Regions from separate parts of the Homo sapiens genome. Here region 1 is linked to region 2. A link is a loop called in an ENCODE intact Hi-C map of the cell type or tissue named here. Cell type or tissue: dorsolateral prefrontal cortex. All regions are shown on one strand.

Region 1 (8,000 bases), 92 kb after region 2:
GAGATGGGGTTTTACCATGTTGGCCAGGCTGGCCTCGAACTCCTGATCTCAGGATATCTACCCTCCTCGGCCTCCCAAATTGCTGGGATTATAGGCCTGAGCCACCGTGCCCAGCCCTCCCTGTCTTTTTTAGCTCACTGTGTGGGGGGCCGTGTTTCCCTCCCATCCCTGACTCCCTCTTTCCTCACCTGTGTAGGGTCCTTTATTTAGTTCCTTGCTGCTGGCTTTTGTTCCTGTATTTGACATATTTTCATGGTACTATTCCCATGTTCCTTGGCCAGGTGTCCTTTTCTGGAGACACTTGTACCCACCATCCTTGCCTGACCACACCTTTTGTAAATTCAGAATGATCAGTTCTAACAAGGTATCAACATTTTCCATTACTTCATCTCTTGCCAGTAGAGTAAACCTCTAATGACAGTTATGTCTGCAGGATGTTATTTTCGTTGCTTGCAGGAGACAAAGCCGTGTGTTGTATTGTCTGCAGAGCAATTGACTTTAAAGATACTACAGTGTAAACAGAGTGCTGCTTTTTGTGTGCGTTTGTAAGTTCACATTATTTTTTACTGTAGGCTTGGATAATCAGCAGTTAAAAAACCCCAGTCAAGAGTTCATAATCTAAGTATGATCCCTGGGCCCTTCAAAAATTGGTACCAAAATCCACACCATCATGTTTGCTAAGTACAAAAGGGAAGCTAGAAACACGTAGTTGTAGACGAAATGAGTGGCATTAAGATATATATGTGATCAGAAATATTGTTAAGGCTCTGCCCCTCTTATGTGACTGGGATGTCAGATTCCAGAAAATAACACATTCTAGTATTTTGAGTGCAGTGCTGAGGCCTGGAGGTCTGAAGCCCTGTGGATGCCACAACACCCCAATTCCAAAGGACTTGGTGTCCTGAACTGACTTGAAGACTGGCTGTGCCTGTCCCCAAAACACTGCTGCATCCACCTTGGAGTGAGCCTCTTCTACCTCCTGGAAATTAACTACGGAGATGTCCCAGGGCTGGAAAGCAGGGAGGGGGACTTCCCCAAATCACACACACAGGCCATGAGACCTTTTGCATTTGCTGGGTAACGAATACTTGATCATGAGGCCAAATTGGATCTATAAGTCCATTCTTTGAAGCTGCGTGATGGTTATCGAGGCAGGATTATTCAACTCCTACCCATTTCTAACCATCTGACATTATTGCTATTTACTAAAGGGAGCTTTTGGTTGGTACACTCATTATGTATCGAGATATTATGAGTCATCCTGGAATCCTCATCATATCTTTGCTTCCCCAGTAGAGTTGTGCCAACTATTTTGATAATGAAAACTTTGAGGTGAGCACTTATGGAGTTAAAATCAAAGGAACTATTGCAGTCAAGGAGAATCTAGGATGCCAATTCCATTGGAACATTTTTGGTTTCGGAAACTAAGCTTACTGCAAGGTACAATATTGCCTGAAGCTCAGAAAAAGTACAGCTTTAAAAAGCAATCTTATAGCATATAATATGTAATTTTCAAGATAAATTACTTTTTCTAAATAATATAGGAATTATGGGGTTATCAGTACAAAAGGATTTTGATAATTCTGTTTTAGATACCCAAGTGTGTATTGTTCTGAGTAATTTTAAAGACAATAAACCAAGGCAAGATCTCTCAAATCCATGATTTTAGATTGTTTGAAAATACCATTAATCTCTTTACAGCCCTTTTTTATGAAAATGTTTCTAAATCTAGTTGAAATTTTGCCTGGAATAAAGCTTAAACTATCTGCATAATCTTGGGTTAGCTCTGGAGACCCCATTCATATTCATAGTTATGCTAAAGATGTAGTAAATCCACTGCATGCTTTGTATTTAGGAAACTACAAAACCAGTTTCCAAACTAAGCTTTATTTGATTATCTTCCCATGAGGATATTGCTTTTTATTGAATCATTTTTTTTCCCGTGAGTTTTTCTTGAGTGCCAAGGCAGAGTTAAAAATAGATCAAAGATGGCTCAAATTATGTAGAACCACAGTGTGTATTTCTTGTTTATGAACTATGGAAGAATTTTGTTTCCTTTTCTGAATATCTGCAAATAAAATGTACTTCATTGGAAGACGCTTTGGTTTTATAAAGCATTTGAATTTTTTAACTGAAATTAAATAATCCATTTAGTAGCATTCCTAAACACAATATCTCTGTTTTTGCTGTTGTTGTTGTTTTGTTTTGTTTTTTGCCAGTTTTTTGCACAGCTAATAGAGCATTATGCTAAGTAGGAGGCAGACAGTGCTACCTTTTGATCAAGACTTCATTTCAGTTTCCTTTTGGTCAGTGGCAAGCAACCCTTATTTCCTAGATCTTCACAGCCAATGACGGAAAAATATGGCCTTGTGTCCCTGTTTTCCGCATTGCTATTTCCTGCCGGCACCAGTCTGTCCTGGTTAGCACACTGTGATCCTGGGGTTCCCTTCCCACATATTTTCATCACTCCATACCTGTCAACGCCGGCCTCTGTGAGAAGATCAGAAACTCAAGTGTGTCTCTTGAAGCCGACAACATGAATTGCCCAGCCAGACAGCTCTGCTCCATCCCAGCAGCCTCTGGGGCCACCTGGCCACTGATGAAAAGGGGAAGTCTAAAGTGCCTGCTGAGGTCAGGGCAGGTGCCTGCCCCACTGGAAGGCCTTCTTCTGTCAGAGCTAGGTCGCTGCTCACTTCCTTTGTGGCCCCTGGTTCAGACTCCAGGGTGTAAGGTGTGCATCTCAGAAAGGCCAGCACGGCCAACTCCCCAAGGCCATATACTCTGTGGTGCAGGCTTACATTGGGTTGGGCAGGGCTTGGCACCAGTGTGAAGCTGGACATTGGAGGAAGAGTTCCCTGAGGACCTGACACCAGCCCCAGACTCTGCACCTCCCTTTTGGTATTTTCCAAGGGATGTTGTTTCCCACTCTGTTCAAGGCTGTCCCAGTCCCTCTGATATATTTCAATTACTTTGACTTTTGATAACTCCATGACATGGAGGACGAACTCTTGAATATTTCTAATAAGAAATTTCATTTTTTTTTTATGTGAACTACTGGGAATAAGAACTCTTCATTTCATGGGTTGCTGTGTTTTACTTGTTGACACAAAGTGAGTATACAAATGAAAACCCAGAAAGCCATTACTTAAGAGCACAGCTTCAAGTCTGTGAAAATTATCTCAACTCCAAAAGCTTCTGTGCCTGTGACCTGTGCGGCTTGTCTCCAAGTTACAGTGATGCCTCCTTGATGGATGATCTTGTCATTTGACACCAAGTACAACTGCAGTAGTAACAATATGTTCATTCTTTCTGAACCCTGTATGAGATTCCCAGGCTTGGGGACCCATTGTGAAAATGACATTGATTGATAAGTCCCCCGCGAGCTTTTAAATGTGGCTCTCTTTATATGAGTGCTCATACTGCATGGGTTTTTTAAATTGACTCTATTAATATTGTTATGTTATTATGATATTATTCTAGTTTATTTACTTTTCCAAAGAAATCTGTTTAAATCTGTTTGGAAAAACACCCTTAATGCAGCGCCGTACCCAAGTCATAAACCATTGCCATTATGTTGACTACACCCTGGGGTAACTGTTAGGAAGACATTTATTACACAATGTTTATTGCACGCCTGTGTGTCCACTGTTCTCTGTTAAGTGCCCAGGGAAACATAAAGCATAAGATCACCCTTTCTCGTTAAGAGTATACAGTAAAATTTAGAAGACAGGTTTATATGAAATATTAAATATAATGACACAGCAGCTTAGAGGAGTGTCATGCTATGACCAAGCTCTTGGTGAGAAACTATCACTAGAGGAACAACTGATAAAAAGTCTCAGAGATGCCTTGGAACTGCCATTGACTCCACCTTTGCTTCTATCTAAGGGGAGCTTTAGAGCTTGGAGATAAAGGGAAGGGGCTGAGATGGAGCAAAGGTGGGGAGACCTCGAGCCTGAGTTCTGCCTAGAGGTGGATGGGTGGGAAGGGTACAGGGGGTGGGATTCCAGGGCAGGCTCCCAGAAGGCCTTGTGCGGGATGCAGTGGAGACTTGAAAGAGGTACTGTGGGGCACAGTGTATCTTTGCATGAGTAGGGAAGGACGAGGCTTCTGGCGCCAGCCTGCCTGAGTTCTAAGCCACACTCTGCCATTTGTAGGCCTGACAATTTGGAGAACTGTATTCTACTTCTTTGCATCTTAGTTTTTTCTTTTTTTTTATTGTGGTAAAAAAATACATAACATTTACCATTTTAATAATTTTTAAGTATAAAATTCAGTGTTATTAAGTATATTTACAATAGTGTGCAACCATCACTCTATCCATTTCCAGAATTTTTTCATCTTCCAAAACTGAAAGTATAAATTGTAACTCCCCATCTGCTCTCCCCCAACCCCACCTTCTTTTTCTTTTGTCTCTATGAATTTGCCTACTCTAGGTACATTATGTAAGCAGATTCATACAGTATTTGTCCTTCTGTGTCTGGCTTACTTCACTTAGCATGTCATTAAGATTCATCTATATTGAGCATGTATCAGAATTTTATTTTCTTTTTCACTTTAAATAATATTCCACAGTATGGACAGACCATATTTTCTTCTTCCATTCCTCTGTTGATGGACACGTGGGTCCTTCCACTTCGGGCTGCAGTGAAAACTGGTGTACAGGTGTCAGTGTGAGTCCCTGTTTCAGTTCTCCTGGGTGTGTACCTAGGAGTGGAATGGCTGGATCAAGTGGTAATTTTGGTTTTAATTTTGCACCCTAGTTTTCTTATGTATAAAGTGGGGGTGCTGATAGTTCCTAAAACACAGGGGTATTCTGAGGATTAAGTGTTAATACATAACAAAATGCTTAGACATGTTTAGAAGAGGGCTGGCGTGTGGCAAACTCTAGCAAGTGGTGGCTGGCGTGATTCTACCGAAGGCACCAGCTGCCCCTGTCCTCAGCCAGCTGGGCCAGCACCTGGAAGTGAGGCCTGAGGATCAGCACTGCCTAAAACAAGGCAGCATACACAGCAGGTGCACACTTAACGTCATCGATAGGTTCCGGAAACTGCGACTTGAAGCAAAACAACATATGACAGAACCAATTTCACCATAGGCGAGTTGGTATAAACAAGAGTTAAGTTTGTATGGCGGCTTCTGGTCACAAAAACATCACCAAACTTCTGAATGAAGACCAAAACGCTTCTAATATTCAACAAGAAATGAATGTGTGTTATCCATACATTTAGGAAAGTTTAATAAAAACAAGTAAGATAGACCGGGCATGGTGGCTCATGTCTGTAATCCCAGCACTTTGGGAAGCTGAGGCGAGTAGATCACTTAGGGCCAGGAGTTCAAGACCAACCTGGCCAACATGGTGAAACCCTGTCTACCAAAAATACAAAAATTAGCCATGTGTGGTGGCACACACGTGCAATTCCAGCTACATAGGAGGCTGAGGCAGGAGAATCCTTGAACCTGGGAGACGGAGGTTGTAGTGAGCCAAGATAGTGCCACTATACTCCAGCCTGGGTGACAGAGCGAGACTCTGCCTCAAAACGAACAAACAAAAAAACAAGTAAGATAGTGATTTACCTTCTTATTTCTGTTCAAGGACTTGGGTGGCCCAGAGCCTATCCCAGCAGCTCAGGGTACCAGGTGGCCACCAAGCCCTGAACAGGGCACCATCCCATCGCTGCACCTTTCACACACACCCACACACACTCACACTGGGACTGTGTAGGCGTGCCAGTTAACCTCATGTGCACATTTTTGGGATTCTGCAGACCTGGGGAGAATGGGAAGACACACAGACAGTGGCCCTGGGCAGGGATGGATGCTATTTGAGAACTGCTGAACTTACTTGTGGTGTTGGACAATGAACGCTTTTTAACTGTGTGTGGTTCACAGTACTGCTGTTCTTGTCCTAGCTTTTGATATTTCTGTGGTCTCATAGGTAGGTGATGGAATGTTATGTATCCTTATTTACAAAGGCTGAGATCTGAATCAAAATGTTTAAATTTAACCTCTTCCTAAATTCTTTGAGGACATGAAATATGATTATGTGTTTTTTTTTTAATTTGAAAATGTTACTCATGGTACAAAAAGACAATGTATCAGTTTGTGCAGCCAGGAAGTTGAACTCTGAAATATCACATGTTTTGACAAGAGCCTCCTGGGGAAGGGACTACACAAAGAGGCGGTTTCCTGTTAAAAATTCAGCACATTGTGCTCTAAGTGCTGTGAGTTGGGCTAAGGATGAAAAATCTCCTTTGATATGTAACTCAAGCATGGATGTTTGGCTGCAGCTAAAAAGCCCTAGAGCTCTCCATAGTGAGTGTGTCATAAGGAAGGTAGGAATGCAGATGTGTTGCTGGCTGCCACTGGGGAAAGGTTATCTTACAATAAACACAAAAATGACTTTCGGCTTCTTCAGACAGCCTGCTTTTCTAAATTAGTAAAAGTTAGTTAAATATTCGATTTAAATTCCTTGTCAAATCTATCATACAAAGAATTTTGAGAATTGTGAGTAAGCTATGGATCAATGAACATAGCATATTTTTATATGCTATGTTTGAGTCAAGTAAAAGGACAACATTGTAGTCTTTTTTTTTAAGGTTTGCTTCCTTTGCATGATGAGAAACAAAATAAGTTTTGCAAAACGAAGTGATGATGCGTATACAGTTGAATGTACGTTACAAGCTCTAGTGTATATTATCACCAGTAAACGTTGGAACTGCATTAATTTTGTTTTGACAATCATTTTGTTAAAGTGTGTAGGTACTTTGTTAAAACAAGGAGAGATGGGCTCTTTTAGACAGGAACTCCTGGAGGGGAACAGACAGAAGCTTATCTCCTTCCTTAGGCCTCTAGCATCCGTCTTCAAATTGCCTAAAATTCTTTTGAGCAGGGCTTTGTTGGGGGAAAGAAACTGTGTTAATGCAGGGTTCCCTGTGTCACCAGGAGCGTCCTCACTCAGCCTCCATTAACCCAGGGAGGACTGGAGAGTCTCTTCACTGGTCCTTCTAGACACAAAAGAACAATAAAAATCCACTGTTTGCTGATGCTTGAAATTCCATTAGCCAAAGAACAAAAGCATTTCATTCTGCAACTTACAACAAAAGTACTTTCAGATTTCATGCCTTAGTGTGTGATTGTGTTTGAGTCAGGGCGTCATAAGTCAGGGAAACAATTCAAATGACTGTTTTGTTAGGAGGTGAAAGGGCACACGCTGTCTTGAGTGTCTGCAAAGGCTGAAGAGTCCTGTGGAGGGGACGTGGGAAGGTGGAGGTCACAGGTGGGGCAAGTGTGGGGTGCAGTGAGGGGATCACAGATTCCAGCCCCAGGCTTTAGGGCTTCACAGCCCACCTCCTGCCCACCCTCTTACCCTTATCTGAGATAGTTCCAAAAGGAGCCAGCCCTAGAAGGCCTTTTTTCCTTAACAAGCATTTCTGCCCATGATGATTTATGAGGATCACTTTTTAAACATGGTTGAGTTTGTATAACCAGGGGATTAATTAGCTGAGGAATCACTGTGACAGCAACACAGATAGAGCACCAGAACTGAAGGCCATAGATGGAGAGAATGAGACGTGCAGACCCCCTGCACCCGCTTCACAGCAACATGGGCTCATTGTTGTAAGCCCTGGCCAGGGCAGAGTGGTCAAGGGCACCAGTGAGTAGGACTGGCTGAGAAGGGGGCAGAGTTTCGATAAGGGAAGAGGAGGCAATCCAACCAGAAAAAAGAGAGCCATAAGAGCAGGTGCAGGAAGTCCCCGGTGCATTAGTTCTTTTCAGACCTCAGTGAAGGGACCTGTCTTTCTTGTTATGTTCTACTTGGAGATGAACTGAGATTGTCACTGTAGTAAATTCATCAAAAGTTCTTCTCTGAAGAAACGTGGACTCCAGCCTCTAGTACTCTGTACTGAACCACTAAACCTGTGCACATCTGAGAAATGCCCCTTTGTAGGTTTGTGATTATTCCAGTGTAGAGTCATAAAATACAAAGATGTCATTGG
Region 2 (8,000 bases):
TTGAACCCTTTACCATTGTGTAATACCCTTTGTATTTTTTGGATCTATGTTGGTTTAAAGTCTGTTTTGTCTGAAATTAAAATATTAACCACTACTTTTTTCTGTTTTCCATTTGCTTTGAAGATTTTTCTGCATCCTTTTACTTTTAGCCTATGGGTGTCGTTGCATGTGAGATGGGTGTATTAGTCCATTTTCACACTGCTGATAAAGGCAAACCCAAGACTGGGTAATTTATAAAGAAAAAGAGGTTTAATGGACTCACAGTTTCATGTGGCTGGGGAGTCTCACAATCATGACACAAGGCAAAAGGCACATCTTACACGGCGGCAAACAAGAGAGAATGAGGGCCAAGAGAAAGGGGAAACCCTTTATAAAATAATCAGATCTTGTGAGATTTAGTCACTGCCATGAGAACAGTATGGGGGAAACCACTCCCATAGTTCAATTATCTCCCACCAAGTCCCTCTCGTAACAAGTAGGAATTATGGGAGCTACAATTCAAGATGAGATTTGGGTGGGGACACAGTCAAACCATATCAACGAGCCTATAAGAAAATGAAAATAAAGCAAAGTTATGAACACTTCTACCGATTTGATATTGTTTTTCCTCTAAAATAAAGAGCCTGTCTGGAGGCTGAAAGTCTCATGTACTACATGGAGGAAGGACTATTTCTGCTGGAAAAATATCAAAGACCAACAGCGTAGTTAAGTTTCTCATTCTCATTCAGTGGGAACAGTTTGCCAGTAAATTGTCCTCTTATGGTACCAAAAATAAACCAGTCGTGTTGTTAATGTTGCTTTGAAGGATATAGTCATAGTAGACTAAAAATAGCAACAATAAAAGAAGGATTTAAGAAGTGGAAATCTTACATGCTTAAGGGGTAAAACAGTTGTTTTAATCATTCTGAAATTAATGTGAATGATATTAGTTTTACTTGCGTGTTTGCTTTTAGGGCTCTTTCTCCCTTGATATAATTGTCTCAACTCCATTTTGAAGTAGACAGGATATAAATGAATACTTCAGAATATATTTTTGAGGGTCCAGGTTTGTATGGAGGTAGGAATGGCTTCTGAGCCATGCTTTTGTGGGGGCAGATTTGCCTCTGTAAGATCGTGTTTTTCTGATAAGCACCTGACAGAGCTATAGTCAATCTGATCATTTTAGCCATTTTAACTGCATGGCCAGTTCAATCAATTGCACCTTTTAGAATGGTTTGGAATACGACCAAATCATCAAAAACTCTTCAGTTTATGAACCCATATGAATATAACTGAGATGTCCATTTCTGATAAGAACTCTTACAGCAAATAGTCAAAACACTTACATTATTATTGTGTTTATTGCAAAACCTATTATATGTAGTTGCATGCAATTGATGTTTAATATTAAGCTGGCTAGTTTCTTACCCTCAATCAAGGGTACAGTCATCTTGTTTTATGCTGGCAAGAAAATAAGTTCATTTACTTTTTGGTCTTCATTTAAATTAAATCTTAGCTTAGGAAACAGAATCTATTCATTATAAACTTCTACAGAAAAATCCTAATTTTAAGGTATTTTTAGACCTTGAGGAACAACTTGCATGATTTTTTACCAGAAATTTATGTTGGGTAATTGTTTGTAAATCCCAAAGAAGGCATGGGGTGATGTTCTTCTGTCTTATTTCTTAGTGAGCATTATGATAAACCTGGTATCAGGTCCCAGTTACTCATACTTAGATCTTTTTGGATTTTTAAGCATCCATTTGACAAATTTGAGTTTAGTTTTAATTTTAAGTGATGCTGAATATTTCATCTAAAAATACTGTATTTTGTTTGTGTATTATATTTGCAAGATGCAAAGAGTTTGGGACAAGGGAAGGAAAGTGCTTCAAGACAGCTTATAGAATCAGCCAACTATGACAGCCCCGCCTACATATGCTTAATGAGGCAATCCTTAGCATTAGGAGACAGCTTAGATGTTTAAAATTTTCAGATGGGAAACATATAACAAAGATAATTTACTCTTCCCAAGATATTAATGCTAAAGGTTGGGAGTAAAGCTGCTTCCTACCCAGAGTCACCTTTTTACAACATTCTCTTTTGTTGCATGAAGGAAGCTAAGTGCATTTTGATATATTATCTATAAACATCTAAATAAAATAAACTGTACCATATTGTATTTGTTATGTATTTATATTTGATTTCTTTCATGTTTTTAAATGATTTAAATGTATTTCTATAAGCTACAAATGCATGCCATTTACACGATTTTTTCTCAACCAAAAATACAAATTCCAAAGTTAAATCTGTGATCTAACAAAAACCTCTAATATAATATAAATGAAAAATCTGGAATCAACTCTGCATTAATTTTCAATAGTGAAATCAGCAAAGATGCTACTGGAAATATAAAATTTTTATGTTTGATAATTCAAACCTACTTACAAATAAAATATAATGATTAATGTAATCAACATGAAATTTACACTGAACAGATTTTTTTGCATTGCCAGAATATTACCAGTAATTATCCACCAATGTATCCATATTACAAAATTACTTTTTAAGAAGTATAAATGTGGTAGTCTAAAATCTGATACTTATTTTCCATAATGTTTTAAATATTGGTTTTATATGTTTGAATATGGCAGAATTATTTTAGATGGATGCATGTGTGTGTGTGTACACACATGCAGATACTCATCCACTCACATATACACCGTTCTTTCAGGAGACTCCTGAGAATGGCTGAGTAAACAGCAGTGAGCCAGGACCTACAACTATTCTTGATCTCTGGCATGAGACAGACAGGGTCAAGCAGACCACATTTTGGCTAATAAGTCATGTGTTCCATCAGGGCCATGTTGAGGTTCATATGCCCTGAGCACTAAATAGACTATTCAGGTATTCGACATCCAGAAATTCTGGGAATAGGCTTCCGAGCCACTAGGCTAAGTGTCACCTGGCACTTTTGCCTGGAACTAGGAAGAACAACTCCAGCCTCCAGATATAAAGAGCCCAGGATGTCACAGGTTATAATCATGGGGACTTCAAAACAGATAATAGACCCAGTGACCTATTGTTTTGAAAGGTAAGTTTTATTATAACTCAGGCATTGTGAGACCAACAGACCAGGAGACAACTGCTATTAAAAGATAGTTCTTTACTCATAGTTCCCAAAATGAGGGGCACCCCATGATATTCCAGGCTATACGGACAAGCACTGGGCCAGTCAGGAGGCAGAGGGAGCAAAGGGGAAATGTGGGCAAGCGCCTTTATTTGGCTTTCTGTATGAAGGAAGAATAAGGCTGGGTAAACAGGTTTAGGTTTGGATAGTTTGAATAATTTCAGCAGGCTGTGGGCTGTAGGCGCTGTCCTGGATTGTGTGCTCTCTGCCCCTGGGATGACTAGGCAGGGGAATATTGGTCCTGAATGTGACAGCCCTGTAGAGGAGGCAGTGATGTGATTGGGCACTGGATTGGTTACCTTGCATATGAAAGGTAGGCTGTTGGGCTGGTCATTTACTCTCTTTAGGGGTACACAAGCACTGGCAGGAGCTGTCCCTTCCAGGTCAGCCAGGTCCCAAGATGTCAAAACATCAGCATTACAGAAAATAAAAAAGGATGATTAGGATACCTATTAGCCATTATTCATTTCTTGGAAAGAATACCAAAAATAATGATGAAGCTACTGTTTTCAAAGTTTTTATTTAAGATTTATATTTTAAAATCAAGAAATGCAAAATATCATCGATTAAAATGCTTTTTGTTGATATTGAAATGCATTTCATACATTATTTTAAACATTTATTGAAAACATATTTGAAAATATCTAATCACTAAAGTATGATGGAAACTTCACAGGTCAGATAATAAGGTGAATCACATGATTTTTCTTCTGTGAGTGATTTAAATACCCACCAATCTGGATGCCCATTCATTTCATACCAACAGATGGCACCAGTAGTTAATGGAGAAGGGTTACGACTCTAGCTGGGATGAGTACAGTGAGAGAAATTTCCAGCTACTTGTGCAGCATTAAGAAACTGAGATATTTTAGATCATGTCATTTTTATAAACTCAGCCAAGCCAAAATGCATATGCCTTCTGTTTGGAATGTTTATCTAAACTTCTTTCTATGCCATCATGCAAACAAGTTCAGAAATTTAAAATATATTTATTACAACCCATGTAGAGAGTGCATATGGCTTCTGATCAACAGAGACTCCTGTACATAGGATTTAAAAAGACTAATTAATGAGTAACCCACTAGGACTACATATCAACTGTACTCTCAGACTGCATGCAGTGCCAGATAAAGGAAAGAAAAAATACTGAGAATAAATTTTGGTTTTGGGGTTTTTGTTTTTTGTTTTTGAGACACAGTCTCACTCTGTCACCTAGGCTGAAGTGCAGTGGCATGATCTCAGCTCAATGCAACCTCTGCCTGCCGGGTTCAAGTGATTCTCATGCCTCAGCCTCCGGAGTAGCTGGGATCACAGGCATGCACTACCACACCTGGCTACTTTTTGTATTTTTAGTAGAGATGGGTTTTCATCATGTTGGCCAGGCTGGTCTCGAACTCCATACCTCAGGTGATCCTCCCGTCTTGGCCTCCCAAAGTGCTAGGGTTACAGGCATGAGCCACTGTGCCTGGCCTGAGAATAATTTTGAGTTGTTTTTATTTTTAGGACTTTTATGTTTTTAGTGCATGTAAATAAAAGTCATACACCACAAAACTTCAGAAATAACATAATAACTTTTAAAAATGATTGTCGATTAATTTTGCAAAATATATTTCTTGAATTCACACAAGTTCCAAAGTTGCATAATTTTTTAAAAATGGAGGTAAACAGAATATGGTTTCTAGTTACTTAATTATGTTTCCTCAAATGTATTTTACATTTAGCTGAGAATGAATATCTGATAGATACAATAATCGGATAAAATCATATAAAATGAGTATACAAATGATACTCAATATATGTAAAATTAAGCTCGCCTAATTCCTGAAAGATTGATTGGGTAATAATCATAAGTGTTTGCTTTGAGTAGAATAAAGTGACATGACTGTGAAAAAAATCAATTTATGGTAAACTGTACCATGCAGTGGTAATTATTTCTTGGTAAAATTTCGGATAGTCAGAGGTGTGGAAAAATAAGAGGCTTAAGTAGTATTTTTACCAAATTACATTTATTATCATTTGACTCCAAAATCTATAAGATATATGTGCATGCACCTGTGTGGACATGTATGTGGGTTTATGAGTGTGTAGTGAATGTTGTGAAGACGTTTCCTAGGAGCAATTAGCAGCTTGTTCTAAGCAAGATGTTAAGGACACAAGTGGCCAGAAGTTTTTTCCTTTTTGGGTCCAAACCTGACCTGAACTAGCATGCAGCTCTTTATAGTTTTATTAATCTCACTAACTGTGAGCAAAATTGCGCATATTTTTGCAGAAACTTTAACGTGTTGATCCTAAGTGCTTCTCTTTGATTCCACAGTGTAGTTATAGTAATATATTTGTATTCAAACATTCTGAATTCAGAAATACGTCTAGCTCCAAGTGTTTTGTGTAGGGGATTGTGGGTCAGTAATTGATGGAGAGTTTCCTTTGAGATTTTTCAAATGACATGAAATGGACATCATGACACAAGTAGCTGGTATGGTTAGATATGAATGGTATTAAAAAAAAAAAGCCTGATAGGGTTAGGTAGAGGAGGCAGAGAATGATGAAGGTATAGGGCATGTTGTTAAAGTCCTAAATACGTGAAAAATAAAGGAGCCAAAACTTTTAGCAGCCCTTGAAGGATAGATATTAGCCATCAGTGTACCATCTATTACTATATTTACTTGAATTCCCTTTTCCATCCATAAAATGTGGGCAGTCAAACACACCTACTTTATCAGACTGAGAAAAGAGGCAAAAGCCTGTGGTATAATAATTTGGCAGTTCTGTATTCCCTTCCCTTTCTGGGAAATTGAGAATGTGAATTCACATATAAGTGGCTCTGAGAATTCCATAATAAAGATGCTTGTTTAACTTTGACCCAGTGTGTGCCCTTATTTATTTCTCTGTAACACTTGTGGAAATATTGTTCCCTTGAAGACATTTTGCAAACTGGCTCATATTCCTCTATATACCAATATGACACAGAACTAAGATCAAGAGCCATTTAATATTCATTTTTGTATGAATGTGCTTCTGACCTAACAATGAGCTTAGAATAATAGCTGCTCAGTAAATGTTTGTTAAGTAACCAGGTGAAGAAAAACTTCTAATGTGTGTACCTGTTATAGTATACATAGTTAATATATGATGAATGAATGATGGATGAGCTAAAATATGGCAACATAGAAGGCAAAACATAAACCAGATCTAGAAACTATGACATCAAGTGATATCAAATAGTGTTAGATGAGGTGAGAATGAAATGGGGTATCAGAGATCCAGCTACTGAGGAATGTCCAAGGAATTTCCTTCCAGGGGTGAGAAGTTATGAAGATGATGTCAGTAGAGGTCAATGACTCAAAGCCAACATCAGTGTCGTAACCCAAGATAGAGAATTCAGAAATAGGAGCATTTGTGTAAGGGAGAAAAACACTATTATGTGTATGGTTTTTAGTAACCACTTGGCCATCCTCGGAGGTAATGGACAATTAGAAATGTATTCCTGGAATTTTCTGGAAACCTTGGCACATGCATAGCCACAGGTCTGATACGAGTAGATATGATGGATGATGCTTTAAGAACAGACCAAATAATGGAAGAAAATGTATGCAAAGGAATAAATCCTTACAGGCAATACCTAGGAGAAAGGCTGCATTTTGAGGGAAACAAAACTGAACAAAGAGATTGGCAAAAAGAAACAGCAAACAGGGCTGGGCGCAGTGGCTCACGGCTGTAATCCCAACACTTTGGGAGGCAGAGATATGTGGGTCACTTGAGGCCAGGAATTTGAGACAAGACTGGCTGACATGGCGAAACGCTGTCTCTGCTAAAAATACAAAACTTAGCCGGGCGTGGTAGCACATGCCTGTAATCCCAGCTACTCAGGAGGCTGAGGCAGAAGAATTGCTTGAACCTGGGAGGTGGAGGGTGCAGTGAGCCAAGATCACGCCACTCACTCCAGCCTGGATGACAGAATGAGACTACATCAAAAAAAAAAGAAGGAAGGAAGGAGGAAGGAAGGAAGGAAGGGGAAGGAAAGGGAAGGGAAGGAGGGAGGGAGGGAGAAAGGAAGCAAGGAAGGAAGGAAGCAAGGAAGGAAGGAAAAACAGGTAGAAATTAGAATATTATTAACACCAAGGCCAAAGTATGTGAACCACATTAAGAAGGATGTGTAGTTAACCATCAGATACTGCAGATGTGAAAGTAAATAGGAAACTATTGGTCATGTGTGACAAGGCATTTCTGTAGAGTGGGAATGATAGAAACTCTTTTGCAGTGGACTAAAATGTAAATGCATGAGAAAAATAAAAGGAAATATTTTTAGGTGCTTGACAAAGTCATAGTAGATCATGCCTTGACAAAAAAGAGTTGAAGAAAACTGTAAAAAGTGATCATTTTTGTAGCGAGAAAATGGCCCAGAGGAGAGAAGGAGATTAAATTGGAAAGAAAAGCTGTCTCAGCGAGTAAGTAGGCAAATGTAGTTGGCAAAGGAGCATGAGAGCTTAAAGCCAATATCACCGTTTCAAACTTGGGTAACAGGAAAAATGTAATGTCATAAACCAAGAGAGAGAAGTCAGAAATAGAAGCATTTGTCTAAGGAAGAAAAATCATTGTTATGTGTATGATTTTTAGTAACCACTTGGCCATCATGGAGATAGAGGACCATCTCATGGTGCTAAAATGACCTTGAGACTTCTGATGGTCCACCACACAGGAATATTTGTGTAAAAGAGAATACCATTGTCATGCATGTGATTTTTCAGTAGCCACTTGGCCATCCTTGATGATCTTGGGACTTCTGATGGTCCACTACATAGTCCCAGGCCATAGAATAAATGCCTATGGTCTTATC

What was found. Peaks named below come from ENCODE experiments on the same cell type or tissue, not always from the same donor. Only the 100,000 strongest peaks of a DNase experiment are listed, where the experiment ranks them.
Region 1: a loop joins it to region 2, with 3 times the contacts of the local background. A loop is called at or near these places in 3 of 110 quality-filtered maps.

What each region holds. Positions count from the first base shown.
Region 1 is chr5:11,523,460-11,531,459 of GRCh38, reverse strand. All of the region lies in intron 3 of CTNND2 (catenin delta 2), which reads left to right. Among named protein-coding and RNA genes, the nearest start is that of CTNND2, 380 kb to the left of the region's middle. RefSeq lists an enhancer at 2,110-2,631. In dorsolateral prefrontal cortex, no CTCF peak of the experiment used is centred here; no DNase peak of the experiment used is centred here; H3K4me3 peaks cover 298 bases; H3K27ac peaks cover 7,574 bases.
Region 2 is chr5:11,615,763-11,623,762 of GRCh38, reverse strand. All of the region lies in intron 2 of CTNND2 (catenin delta 2), which reads left to right. Among named protein-coding and RNA genes, the nearest start is that of CTNND2, 280 kb to the left of the region's middle. In dorsolateral prefrontal cortex, a CTCF peak has its summit at 3,926 (motif pointing right); no DNase peak of the experiment used is centred here.